Regions from separate parts of the Mus musculus genome. Here region 1 is linked to region 2. A link is a contact called in ENCODE POLR2A ChIA-PET data. All regions are on one chromosome and are shown on one strand. Each heading gives the region's core, a stretch centred on a gene start or an enhancer-like site at or near the end of the contact. The rest is flanking DNA. Distances are from core to core; before and after follow the strand shown.

Region 1 (6,876 bases), core at 418-2,917, 560 kb after region 2:
GGGGGCTGTGGGGGTCACCATACCAGCAGCAGCCGATGAGCTTCCGGGGGTCCTCACCTTTCTTTTCTCGTCCACCTGAGAGAAGAGCTCATCCATATCTGCCATGTATTTATCCTGCAGAGTTGAGTGCCATGTGTGGGCAACTCCTGTCTCCACACAGACACACACACTCTGTCCACCAGGGCACTCATGTCATGCATGGGCCAACAGATCCACCAAAGGCTGGGGCACTTTTCATGCCACACACAAACACACACACAATGACCCACATGTGGACTAGGGGCACCCTCACGTGCTTGGCCTCAATGCAGGCCTGCTGGGCCCGGATGTGGCCATCATCTTCATGACCCTCGTGGTTCCGCTGACACTCCTCCAGTTCCCTGAGGGTTAACCAGAAGCTAGTTGGTGATGGCCCTGACCAGGAAATCACAGAGCCCGCCCCATCTCAGGCCTCTTTCCTCCTGGGCTTCCCATGTACCGGTTGTTGTCCTTCAATAAAAACACTTGTGCTGGTGACTCAGTGTCTGCTGGGGGAGGGACCCACCTCTCTCGCTCAGCAGCAATGAGCCTGGTGAGATATGAATGCAGCTCACTCTCCTGGTGGATGCGCCGTTCCTCGATACTGTTCCAGCGCTTCTTCTTAGCAATGCGAAGGGCACTAGGAATATCATCCCCAAAGTTGAGTCGCTGCTCCTTGGCCAAACTATAGGCTAGGGGAGTGGACACTTTTGGTTACACTTGTCAACAATCCTGGTCCCCCAAGGTGCCCTCAACCTTGCATCTTGTCAGCCCACCTCGCTGCAGATTGGCAATGGCCTCATCATAACTCTCCATCTCCAGCTGGCACTGCCCCAGGAAGAAGTGCGCCTTCACAGACTGCCCGTCCAGCTCCAGGGCTCGCCGGCAGTCAGCAAGTGCCTGTTCAGGCTGCTGCATCTTCAGATAGCACAGGGCCCGGTTAGTGTAGTACACTGCCACAAGTGGGTTCCGAGTCTGGGGACCAAGACCAGGCGTCAAAGAGTGTGGGCTCAGTTGATCCCCTCTCATTTAGCAAGCTGAAAGCCAATGATCTGGTCAATGCTCCAGCTTTGGGGGCCCATGGCTGGAATAGAGGAACTGGAGATTTCCGAATTATCAAGAGCTCTGGATTCTGGCCATGCTTTCTTGCCTCCAACTGCTTTTGAGAGAAATCCCACAACCCCTCTACAAGCTCTGGGCTTGGAAATCTCAAGGGGCAAGAGCTCCTGGTGTCATCCTTAGTCTTACTTAATCAAGCATCCCGCCCGCCAGTTCCCAGTCAAATCAGCCCTAGACTCGGGAACAGCAATCCGGGCACCAGGGGAGCGAGCGAGCCATCGAGTCCAGGCTGCCAGAAACCCTGTCCGGGATCACAAAACTGGGAGGCACATCGGGCCCCGCCCCCGCCCCTCCCGCACTCACGATGGCGCGGCCGTAGCAGGCCGCCGCCTCCGGGTACTTGCGGCCCACGAAGAGCCGGTTTCCCTGCTCCTTGAGCTCTTGCGCACTCGGGCTCTTATCAGGGCTGCCGCCGCCACCAGTGCCCAGCCGCGCGCCGCCCTCCTTTTCCTCCTTGCCCTTCATGGCGCCGCGCGGCACGGCTTGGGCTCCGCGCCCGGCCACCTAGATCTCGCAGCCCGCGCAGCGATCAGCTCCGCCCGGTCGGCGATCCGCCACCGGAACTTCCGGTGTGGGGCGGAGCTGGCATGGGGACACGTGAGCAAAGGCGGAGCCTCGTGGATTGAGCCAGTTCCCTTAGCTCTGAGAAGCTTCCGCCGCGCTCTACAGGCCCCGCCCTACAGTAACCGAGACCTACCCTGCTCAGACCAAGGCTCCGCCCATCGGCGCTCAAGCCCCGCCCTCCGGCCCCAAGCTGGGCGAACGTGGCAGCGGTCATTGAGAAGTGGCCTTCCGAGGGCCGGTCACTAGGCCCGGGTCCTAGCGCACCACCAGGGCACACACGGGCTCACGCGACAGCCTGGGAACGTCTGGACCGCCGGTAGGAAGGCGGAATTGAGGGTAGAAGAGAGGCCCGCAGATCAGACCGCTCTCGAGGGGCTTCCTCGGGAATCGGGAGGAGCTGCCTGCGGCCATTAATGGCTGAGAAACAAGCACGTGACACGCTGACACCGAAGGACCTTCTGCGGTTGCTATAGAAGTAGCTGCGGGTGCACGGCTGGACTCTTGCCCTTCTCGCGGTCATGGGGAGGAGCTTCTTCAAGGGCGGAGCCGGCTGGTTTCCTTGGAGAGCGCCTGCACCAAGACCCTTTGACCCCATGGTCTGTCGTTGAGGCATTTCTAGCCGCTGCTGCATCAGCTGTTGGCCGCTAACACCCCCAACCCCGGACTTGGAGAAGCAGAACTCGGCTTTCTGCTGATCTGGGCGCCGCAGTCAAACTTCGCTGCGTGGTTTCTGCCACTGCCTCGAGTGAGTAGGTAGCATCTTTGCCCAAGTTGGGTGGGGGCTCTAGGAGCTCAAAAAAAGCTATCCCCAGAACCTCCTTGTCACTCTTTGCAGTGGTCCTGGAGGCAGAGGTTTCTGGGGTTGCAGCTTTCATATACGAAGAGGCGGTGGCTACAGTTCCTAGCTTGCTAACCCTCCAGTACACACTCAAGCACTACTTGCTGTTTCTAGCCCAGGTGCAAGAGTTCACTGCCTTTCTGAGCGGGGCTGAGCGGGGCCTGAGAGGTCATCCAGGGCCCCATCATGGTTCTGGTGGTTAGTAACTTGACCCCAGAACCCTTGTGGACCTCACTAGTGAGTGTCTTAGAGTTGTAGACTCTTCGTCTTGTGCAAACTTGGGGGGCAGATGTATGCCCAGACCTGCTGCCTGACCTTCACCCTGACTGGGCCTCCCACAAGGACCTGCCAAGAATTACAGGACCCAGGCCAAGTGAACCTAGCTCTGTTGTGGGCTTGCGTTTGGAAGGGAGGCTGAAAGAACAGGAGATTGGAAGCTCTTGTAGCACAATAAACGATTGCTGAACTTGGACTGACCTGGAAGTCCACAGTTTCTTCCCAGGGGCCCCACCTCCTGTGGATTCCGGCCATGGCCAGGAGTAAAGCTACCACCTCAAGTCAGGTGCAGAGCTTGAAGGGAGAGAGGGAGCACAGACCGTCCTGGAGGGGAGGTGTCTCATACAGCTTGGGTGAGGGGGCAGACAAGCCTGCAGAGCCCCAGGACAGCTACCTGGTGCTGTGTAAAATATTTATTCATTCTCCAAAAAGGCTCAGACTGCAAGTCCTGGGGTCAGTGGGGAGGGAAGGGGTCTCCTCTAGGGCCACGCTCAAGGTCCTCCACCCAGCCCTGGCCCAGTAACACCCCTCCCCCTGGAAAGCCTGGGGGGGGGGGGTGCAGCAAGGGCTGCAGTAAGACTTGGCTTCAGCTGGGGGTGGGGGATCACAGGGCCCCCCTGCCCCTGTGGGGAAAAGCAGCCGAGAGGTCCATTCATATAGGGCAGACATGCAGGCCCACCTGGTGCCTGGCTCTAGCCACATGGCCCTAGGGAGCAGGTCAAGGTGGAGGGGGGATATCGGCACCCAGCAGGTCATAGGCAAAGACGTTCCAGAAGATGGCGAAAAGCAGGAAGGTGCCATAGGCAAGTAGCACCACCCACCAGCCGCACTGGTCCCTCAGGCGTTCCTCATAGCTCCGAAGGATGGTAAGGCCCATGCTTACACCTACCACTGCACCAGCCAGGTGTGCCATGAAGCTGGGCTGTGGGCCTGAGGCAGGCAGTGGTGGGGAGAAGCGTAGCCACACAGCCCGGCCCACTTCGGAACTCACTGCAGAGGGAGCAACAGGTGGGAGGGGCCCTGTCTGCAGGTAAAGGGCCTCCCAGCGCCCCACCTGCCCCACTACTCACTGCACACCAGAGCCAGCACCATCCTCAGCAGCTTGTATGGACACCGCATCCCAGCCCAGTTCTGATGGGGGCAGGCAGACAGGCTGTGAAGCATGTCCAATGGGCCCCTTCCCACCTCCCCAGAAAGGCAGTCCCATTACCATGACAACATTGGCCAGGTGTGCTGAGCACAGGGCATAGACCCCTCCAGAGCCCCCTACCACGGGGGCACGCATATCTGTGATAGAGACAGTCAGGGAGCCTGTGGGCAAAGGGAGAGGTGAGGGCACAGCTGGCCCTCCCCTCAGCAGGTGAGGTAGGCAGGGGACCCACCCACCTATATGCCAGTCTCACCTGCCAGCACGCCCGCCAGGTAGAGCAGGCTGATGCGAAGCACGCCATGTACCATCTCCAGGGGCACACCGATCATCAGCTGCAGGAGGGCATTGAACCCTAGCTGCTCCAGCCTGGCCACAGAAGAGCATGGCAGAGGTGGTCAGATGGGTACCCTGCCTACTCCAGACCACCTCAGGCAGTGTAACTTAGCTGGGAGATAAGCCTTCAGAGTCAGTGGGCAGGTGCTGGGGGTAGGAGTGGAGAAGAGGCTCTGGAAGGCAAGGCTCACTTACCCGACATGCATGAACATGTAGGTGAGGAAGCGCCATGCCCGAGCACGGTGTCCTGGGTGATACACCAGAGGGCTCTTCATATATTCAGGGTGGTAGGTCTGGAGCACCCACTTGTTGAGACGTGCCCCGTAGCACAGGAACACGATGATCTGGGGACACTAGTGTTAGGGCTGGTCAAGACTAGGGACTCAGGAGGCCCCAGGGCAATGTGTAGGCAGGCCCACCTGGGCAAGAGTGACCGAGGCCATGAACACAGGGGGTGGGCAGGTGCGGTGCCTGTAGAAGTACCAGCGGCGGTCCACCTCGCAGGGCAGGATCTCGTAGGCCACATAGCGCACAAACCGCTTGTAGACACTCAGGCCTGGCTCATCTAGCAGTCCGTCTCGGGGCAGTGCCCGCTGTCCGTTAGCAATGGCTCTCTTGAAGCTGCTGGAACGCTTGCTGCTGATCTGAAGGGCAGGAACCTTAGTGTAGGTGACAGTATTGTTCCTGTGGAACCCTACCTTACTTGGCTGTGTGGCTGCTAATGGTCTGAGGGTCTTCCACACTGCCCAGGTCTGTAAGCCCTACCCAGTAAAAAGCTGTGTGCCCACCCAGCTTTGGTCAGGGTGCTGCGCTTGACCAGGCCTGGGCCCTCCCCTGCTGCCCACACACCATGGCACTGACCAGGTCCACCAGCTCCTGGTAGCAGACCTGGCCCCGCTCGTTGCTCTGAGCCAGAGCCACCAACATGTCCAACTTGGTGGGGTCCAGGGGCAGCTCATGGCTGTGTACCAGACCAGCGAAGGTGTCCGCACCGATGAAGCCTGTGTTCTCAGGATCCAGCTGCTGTGGTGGGGGAGTAGAGGGTGGGCCAACTCCCAGCCACAGGGCTGAGCTAGGCTGGCTAGGAAGGCTGGACCTTTGTGCCAGTCAGTGCCTGTTTGCTAGAACCAGCTTGTTCCCAGGCCCTGGCAGGGCAAGGTGCCTGGTTTGGCTGTTCTACCACCTCATATTCGCTCTACCAGTCCTAGAAAGGGGAAGGACCTAGGTCCAAGGACCACCACCCTCCATCCCCAGCTTTCCGTGGAAACCCGATGAAGCCAGACCTTTCTTGGGGTCGGGAGTCTCAGAGACCAAGGTCGTGCAGGGAGGGGGGTTTGGGAGGCGGCTGCCTGGGCCTTCTGCGAGCATGGTCCCTCCCCCGAACCCCTCACCGGCTGGAAGGGCGCCAAGGCAGTGCCAGCTCCCACCCACCACGCACCTGCTCCTGAATGAGCTGCAGCAGCGAGCTCCTGTCCATAGAGCCGGGCCGAGGGCCGGGGTCGGCCGAGGCCGGGAGGGGCTGCTCTGCGGACCGCTCCGCTCCGCCCCGGCCGGCCCGCTCCGCCTGCTCTGCTCTGCGCTCCCCGAGCTCAGACAGCGTCACCGAGATGCCAGCCCAGCGCGCACACAGCCAGAGTACGCGCATATCCTGCACGCGCACGCGCGGCCCCAACTCGACGCACTGCCTGGGTAGATCGTCCCCCACCGAACAGCTCGACCCAGAACCACTGCCTGCGTCCAGCTCTTGCACCACGTGCGGCAGAAGCTTCTCCCAGTAGGCCATAGCTGGCAGCCTGCAGCACCCAATACCCTCTTAGGCAGCCTGTTTTATTACCTTCCCTAGGATACTTTCTTTCTACTAAAAATAGGTCTGTGACCCATCCCCAGAATGTCAAGGTCCAGTTGCTCCCATCATACTTTCTCCTGAGCTGGAGCTGCTTTCAGTAGACACACTTGTCCTTATTTGCACTGTTCCAGCAACGAAGCCCCAGGTTCCCTATTCATGGCCAAGGCTGGAAGCTCTAACCAAACATCCCTGAATTGGATTTGAGATAGCAGGGCCTCCAGTGCAAAAACACCAGTCAAGAAGGCACAGGGGATAGCCAGGAAGAGCCACAAATAGCCACGTGAAGGTAGAACTGACTGCAGCTTGGATAAGGGAGGGGGTGTGCTCCTGAGGACAGTGAAGGTGACAGACCAATAGGATGTGTAACCATGGCAACCCCCCCAAGTATCATTCAAAACAATCTGCTACTGCAAAGATGGGATGGCAGTTATTCTTGCCCGATGGGCCTCTACAGGGAATACAGCTGCCTACAATAAGCAGCCTGCCTAGATGCTCAGTGGGACGGCAGGCCAGTAGGTTGGGACTGGAGCAGGAGGCAAAGGCCTCATTTTTCAGGGATCCCTGTTCTGTGGACATTCTGGGGCAGAGAGAACCCACCTGACCCAACCCAAGTGACTCGTTGAGTGTATGGATTCCTGTTTGGGTGTCTTTGGTGGTAGGAGGTCATGTCACAGGATCAACTCCGAGTCCATCATTCACTCAGCTTCTGGCCAGGTTGAGATCTATGGCTGG
Region 2 (6,968 bases), core at 4,182-6,681:
GGTAACATCTATTTATAAACCAGCTCAGACCTGGCCTTACTTATCCTGGGCAGAATGGTGGTGGTGGGCACTGTACCCCCAAGCAAGTTCTGCTGAGCTGAACAGAGATCAGTCCAGCCTTCTCTTCTGACCCCATGGTCTGAAGGCCATGAGCATCCCACAGAACACAGCAGATGGGGATGAGTAAGAGTCTCCTCTCTCCTTTAGTGCTCTGAATGGAACTCAGCTGATATATGCTAACCACTCACGTAATCTATGGGAACTTACAGACTCGAGTTCTCCTGTGGGCACAAAAGCACCCAGAAGCTTCAGCCTGACACAACTCTCCCTCTGCCATGTGTGGTACATCCTAATAGGCTGGGATTAGAGACCACACTAATTACATGCGCATCTACCCTGGGACTTGTCATCCAAGACAACTCACCAGGACCGACTATCCCAGCACTGGCACCTGCCTACTAGGCCAAGCACTCACAGACATGGCTCCCAAAGGGTGGTGGTAGTGCTGGGAAGTGGACTGCAGGCTCTTTGCACAACTTACATTTTGGTGGTGAGGACGGATAGTCATCTTTGAAAAGCATCCGTAGCTTGAACAAGCCTCCTTCCCATGGAGTCTGTGGGGAGGGAACCAAGGTTAGACCAGTGGCTCACTTGCCAAGGTAAGCCCAGGAGAAGTTTCCTGAAACCTGGGTCCTTTGGGCTTCTTCTCTAACTGCCCTACACCACCATTACTGCATACTCTGCAACTGAGCCTTGTATAGATGAACCCAAACTATGTTTTTGCTCAGACACTAAGCTGACCTAGAGGTCTGGGTTTGGTGAATGCCTGAAGTTATAGGAGACCATCCCTCTTACATGTGCTGGACAAGGGCAGACAACCGGCTGCACTCAGGCCCATGAGTGTAAAGAAACACGGCCTGGGTTCTCCATGGGCACCTCACCATTGGGGCTTACTGCTTTGTAGCCAGCAACCTTCACCTGCTCTTTACCCCTGACCCCGGGCTGTTCACTGATCCAGTGATTTGCCAAGGTCCAAGCCTCCTTACCACCACAGGCCACTCCTTATCCAGGGGAGAGCTGTGACCTGGCAGGCTAGCTGTGGTCACAAATATGCAAACTTAGGTCCCTTCTAGTAGTTCTGCTCCTTCAGATCTGTTAAGTTAGTAGGTGCAAAGCCAGCAGTCACCCTTACCCCCTTCTTTCCAGGGATAGCGCACTCCCAGTTCATCAGGTTCATTGTGCCATCAGGGTTCTTTGTTGGGACAGCTACAAAGCCCTGAGAAAGAACAGTCACAAAACAAAGCAGCTCAGACGACAAGCCTAGCTGTCCCCCAGTGGCCACAGGCTGAGACCACCACCCCATCAGAAAGCCCCTCCTACGGCAGACACAGAGTGCTCCTTACAAAAGGGTGGTCCTTCCTCCAGGCTTTCCTTTCCTGCGCAAGGCGGCTGAGGGCGATCCCCGACATATTCAAAGTCCCTGGAACAGAATCCACACAGGGAGGGTTAGGGAAAGCACACACAGACCTCCTCTAAGCCACCCCTACCTCCTACCCCAGCCACAGAGGGCTGTTACCAAGAAGCAGGTAAATGAGGCTGGAGTCCAGCTGGGCAAGCTGCCCTTGGAGCAAGTGTAGCATTACACCCCTCAACCGGCCCCTCAGAACGCCTCCGGGTGTAGGGAGAGCACCACCGCTGTCTCTCTTGTGCTTTACAAACTCAACTGCTGGAAGGGTCAGTGAGAAGAGCCTGCACAAAGGCTGTCACCTCCCTGGCAGGCACTGAGCATCTCTGGAGAGACTTGGCACCCACTCCACAGTCAAATCCTCAGGACAGGCAGGACCTCCCAGGTACTGCACACACTTATCTGAGGCTAAGATGTATGGCCAGCTTAGAATCAGGCCTGAAAGGAGGACAATCACTAGATGTACTAGTGAGAAAAATCTATACCACAGGGCAGAGCGTGGTCAACTTCCATAGGCAGACTGCCCCAAGAGGCCAGGCTATCAGCCTATAGCTTACCAGCTCATAGTTCAGAGATCTGCCCTATGACCCTAGGGGAAGGAGGGCAAGATCCAGGTCAGGCCAGCAGCCTCTGCCAGAGACCATGGTGGCACACTTGACAAGGCCCTTAGGTGAACACCTCTCTACCTAGGCCCACAGCCTGCTGCTTTGACTGTGATGCCAACCTGGCTACCACCTGCTTGAGTTTTTTTTTTTTTTAATCTGCACATCCTTTTTAATATTACTTTAAAAATAAAATCACATGAAACAATACTCAAGAGACTCCCAAACCCACAGAGCACAGGGATTTAGGGGTGTGTGATCACAAGAACATGACCCCTGTGAACAAGAATCTAGCAGAGCAATGGGTATTTCACACTGAGTTGCTTCTCAGAGGTTCCATATTTGACCCCAGCTTCAGGCTTCCATTAGGCTTGTGGGTAAAATCTCCCAGCTGGACTAGCACTAGCCTAGTCTCTCGTTTTCAGCTCAGTCTTCACTCTGAGGCGGAACCTCCAACCACCTCTAGACAAGAGTAAGATTCTTGCCAGAGCACATCCCTGCTACAGCTTCTGCCAGGCTTCAAGCAGACCTCCCATGAGTTCTTGCTATTTAGACTTAGCTCAGGCTGCCCATTTTATCTGCAAAGCTGTGACTACCCTAGGATTTACTGCGTGTTCCTGACCCAGCTAGGATCCCTGGGCTACAGGTGGGCTGATCAGATATGCACCTCCATCTGTAAGCACAGTTGTTCTGAACCTGAACAGACAGACCCACTGGGTCAAAGCATTCTGGTGAGTCCTGCACTGAAGTTACAGATGACTTGTTTTAAGTTCAGAGTCTCACACTGTAGCCCAGGTTAGCCCAAAACTCCTGGCTAGCTCCTGGTATTGGGATTACAGGCATGAGCCACTACATCTGGCTCCTAGACCACTTTTTCTTTCTTTCTTTCCTTTATTTTTGGAGACAGTCTCACCATGTGGCCACAGCTGGCCTTGACAGTCACGCACCACAGCACCTAGACTGCTTGTGATGACTGTACAAATCCAAGTAGAGAGGGGCTGGGACTGCCATCAGAGGTACAGCATCACCCCAGAGCCCAGAGTTCAGGAAATACTTCAGTGGGTGAGGTCATTGTAAGACAAACACTTCATATCAGCATTTTTAATATCCTGTACACTCTAAGCCAACATGAAGAACCTCTTTTAGAAGCACAAGCTGGGACTGGCGAAATTAAGAGTACTAGATGCTCTTCCAATGGGTTCAACTCCCAGCACCCACATGCCAGCTTATGATTGCCTGAAACTCCAGTTCCAGGGGACCTGGATGCCCTCGAACACACAAACATACAGGTAATAGTGCACATAAAATATATTAAAAAAAAAAAAGCACAAGCCACCAGGACAAGCCTTGACAATGTTGGCATTCCTTCTAAGCATACCTGGCTCTATCAAACATCCCGATTCCTTTTTTTATAAATCACAACAGACAGTACTTATGCTCCACAAACTCCAATACCAAATCACAAAGTATACAAATTAAAGGCAAGGCTCCTCTCTTACAGACCTCAAGTCCAAAACAGAGAGTCCAGCCCAAACCCAACTGTCTTTTCCTAGCACAGGAGTAGAGCCTGTCTAGGAACAAGCACCAAGGTTCTGCCACAAAACCCCAACCTGCCCTAATAGTCATCTCTTAGGCAATTTACGACCCAGGTGGCGCTCATCTAAGAGTGACTGGAGCATAGGGCTTCACTTCCAATGTGTCCCTCTTTTCAACTTCTCAACGCACAGGCCTGCCCAATCTCTTTCTCTAGCATCTTCCACTGAAGCAGCTATCCTCATCCAGCCAATCAGATGGCAGAAGATGGCAAGCAAGTCTGGGCAGGGTTTCCTAACAGGTTTCTCTCTGGAGCCCGGGGCCAGTGCTCTGGAGAAAGAAGCCTGGACACCGGGCCACACAAAGCTGTTGGGACAGCTGTAACTGACTTCAGGATAAAGTTGTGTGCCCAGAGAACTCTGTCCTAGCATCCAACTGCAGCTATCCTAAGTGAGAAGAACCGAGAAGCTAGCTCAACTGCTCTTGCCTGGACACTCAGTGTTAAGGAGACAGAACCAGGGAATCACCAAGAGTTCAAGGTTAGCCTTGGCTACAAGAGATCCTGTCTCAAAAACAGGGAGAAGTGAGAGGTGGCTCTTATCAGAACTCTTAAAGGCCTTTTGCCCCACGGTCGAGGAAAAGGAACCCTAGGAGCACCCTGGCAATGATCTAGGCAGAAACTTGGGGGGCAGTGCTGCTGCTCCCGCAAGCACTCCAAAAGCCACTTAAACACAACTTGCCTTCCCAGGCAAACAGTCACTTCACGAGCTAAAAGTTTTGTGATGCAATGACCAAACTAAACCAAACCAAACCAAAAAACCATTCCCCTCCCCACTACTAGAGACAGGAAGGACATACAGGGATGGGTCTTATGACTCCAGGCTTCCTACAGTGTACAGTATTTGTCTGGCGACACCACCTACTTCAGAGCTACTTACCGGTCAGAGAGCCTGTGCAAGGTTGCTTATCTCCGCCCACCTCGGCAGAGGGAACATGGGTACCAGGCACTACGGCTGGCTTGGATAGGGCGAAGCGGCCTCTTTTACTCGAATGCACACTGTAGGCCCTAAGGATCCTTCAGTAAGTATACCACGCTGTTTGTTAAGTTTCCAGTGGCAGAGACAGCCAGAGGAGGGCAGGACTGCGATCACTCACAGCCTGAATACCTTTAGAAAGAAAACAAACTCCCCTTCGACGCCCGTTTTCTGCTATGCAGGCAGGTAACTAACTCATCCACTAAAACAACAGTTCCTTAAGAATAAAGGAAGGTGGGGCAGAGAATATACACAAGACTCCCCCACAAAAACCCAAGCTACAAGCCTAGCGTCTCGGTAACGAACGAAGCCTTCTGATGTGACTCCGGGTGCTTACAGGCCCCGACACGGCCCAGTACTCACGGCCTTCCGCACTCTCACTCGCCTAACTACGGAGCCCAGCACCGCCCAGAACGCGTCTGGGAGCTACTGGGAAGCTCAGATTATCTGTTGCGGGGTCGGCGGAACTCAGTTCGCCAAGAGTAGGGGGGCAGTGGGCCGTGCTCCCAACCCTGTATTCTCCCGTGGCACAGCGGCTGGGCCCTAGTGCCCCGAAGGCCGAGACTCGGAGGCCGCGAGCGAGAGGAGGCCGCCGTGGCTCCGCTCGGCGCCTCCCGGAAGCTCACTGGGAACGGCGGCGAGTCCGGGCGAAGATGGGAGTGCGTGCGCAGGCCGGTGGCGGCTCACCTGGGCGACCGCGGCCCGGACCGTCGCGGCGGCAGAGGCGGCGGCGCTCCTTTGTCTCGGGACTTCCCTCCGCGCCCGCCGCGCGCAGCACGGAGCGCAGGACCCCAGCGGGCGGGGCGGGGCCTGAGCTGGGCTGCCCGCCACACGCCTGCTCAGCTTACCGTCCCTCCCGTCCGGTGGCCTACGCGTCTACTTAAACACGAGCTTCCCGCAGCCCGCACGCGGCTGCCGCGCCCTCGTTGCCCGCGACCGCCTAAGGAGCCCGAGCCCAGGGCGCCTGTCCAAGCAGGCGGTGCCCTGAACGGCCGCACTCTTAAAGGGGCCGCGTCCTAGGCTCGAGGGAGCGTCTGCAAACTCCTCTTCGGGATGAGCGCGTCCACTCGAGGACACATCAGAGAGTCGTGTGAGGAAAAAGAAGCATAGATTCCCAAGGGTCATCCGGATGCTCAGAGGGCACCTTCCCGGGCACAGGCTCTGGAGGTATCCTTGGGCTCAAGGCCCGAGTCCCGGGAGCAAAGATCACTGAGGCCTAAACATCCTGGGAATCGTCGCAGTACGGTGACGATCCCCGGAACTTAGCGCGCTGTGACACTTTCTGCAATTGGCCAGCTCAGGAACTTGGGCGGGGTGAACCTCGAAACTATCCAATGAACTAGCCTCATACAAAGGGCCAAACGCAAGCAAAACCGACGGGGAGAGAAATGTGGATGCTCCCTAACCTACGAGTTAGCCCCCTAGTGGGGGAGGGGAATGGGCCTGCGCCGTGGGGGAGGGGCAGCACCCGCGGACCCCCCCCCCCGCGCGCGCGCCCCAGGCCTCTTCCCTGTGCCGCACCCCACACCTTAGTTCCACCTGAAACCCCTGTGCGGCTTCTGCTGGCCCCGCTGGACACGCTTTTGTCACGCCGTGGCCTAGTCCAGTTTCCTCGGCCAGTCCTCTGCAACCCAGCTCGGATGCTTCCTCACCGACTCACCGACGGGACGGGTACTTAGAACCGTCGGCTGGCCCCCTGGTGGCCATTCTGGCGCCTGCTCCTTTTTTTTTGGCACGTGCTGGAGGCCTTTCGGGGCCAGTTGCAGCCAACAAGGGCTTCCTGGGAATTTGGACTATGGGTCCAATTGCTGCCAGGGACTCCAGTGTTCATCTGTCAGTATCTCCGTCCATCTACTCACCACTCTCTCCTTCCTTCGTTCTCCTCTTACCTTTTGAGGTTGTTGGGTGCCCCAAAACAGGAACTAAGGTCCCATGCCCCTTGCCCACAATTGTCCAACATTCCCTGGAGCTCACCCTGTTAATTCCTCCTGTTCGTAGCCGTACTGTTTAAGAGTTAAGATCACAGTGAGCACCAGATCCTGAGGGACCTTGGTCTCTCATTGGGGCTGAGTTGTAGACAAGGTCGGCTTAGATACAAGTTCCTGACACACTAGATCTGTACCCCCAACAGATCTGGTTTGGATCCATCCCAGCCTGCAAAACAGCTTCCAAGTCTGGTGGCTCCTGGGCACTTAGGGATGTTGGCCTGTGAATTGTACCATCTGGGACCAAAGTTATCAGCAGATTGTCTGGGGGCTCTCATTTTGTGGCCGGTGGCTCTGAGTGGCCCAGTAATCTTTTTACTTTGTTTTTTTAGTTTAGGGTCCTATGCAT

The links. ChIA-PET counts read pairs that join two places held with the same protein, here RNA polymerase II (POLR2A).
Region 1: POLR2A ChIA-PET joins it to region 2 with 17 read pairs in Patski. The contact joins the promoter of Stub1 here to the promoter of Ube2i in region 2. POLR2A ChIA-PET finds 5 or more read pairs at or near these places in 3 of 5 experiments (Patski and embryonic stem cell).

Annotation. Positions count from the first base shown.
Region 1 is chr17:25,831,252-25,838,127 of GRCm38, forward strand. It overlaps Stub1 (STIP1 homology and U-Box containing protein 1), which reads right to left and starts at 1,668. Exons shown (of 7, transcript NM_019719.4): 1 at 1,441-1,668; 2 at 795-993; 3 at 545-710; 4 at 293-380; 5 at 58-114. The coding sequence starts at 1,602. It overlaps Jmjd8 (jumonji domain containing 8), which reads left to right. Exons shown (of 9, transcript NM_028101.5): 9 at 1-592. It overlaps Rhbdl1 (rhomboid like 1), which reads right to left and starts at 5,876. Exons shown (of 8, transcript NM_144816.1): 1 at 5,737-5,876; 2 at 5,160-5,321; 3 at 4,718-4,942; 4 at 4,494-4,642; 5 at 4,219-4,331; 6 at 4,026-4,126; 7 at 3,886-3,946; 8 at 3,214-3,805. The coding sequence starts at 5,775. The coding sequence ends at 3,534. It overlaps Mir3082 (microRNA 3082), which reads right to left and starts at 177; the gene lies at 114-177.
Region 2 is chr17:25,268,000-25,274,967 of GRCm38, forward strand. Ube2i (ubiquitin-conjugating enzyme E2I) reads right to left here and starts at 5,432. Exons shown (of 7, transcript NM_001177610.1): 1 at 5,322-5,432; 2 at 1,404-1,480; 3 at 1,193-1,276; 4 at 542-614. The coding sequence starts at 1,469. Gm17801 (predicted gene, 17801) reads left to right here and starts at 6,125. Exons shown (of 1, transcript NR_027452.1): 1 at 6,125-6,968.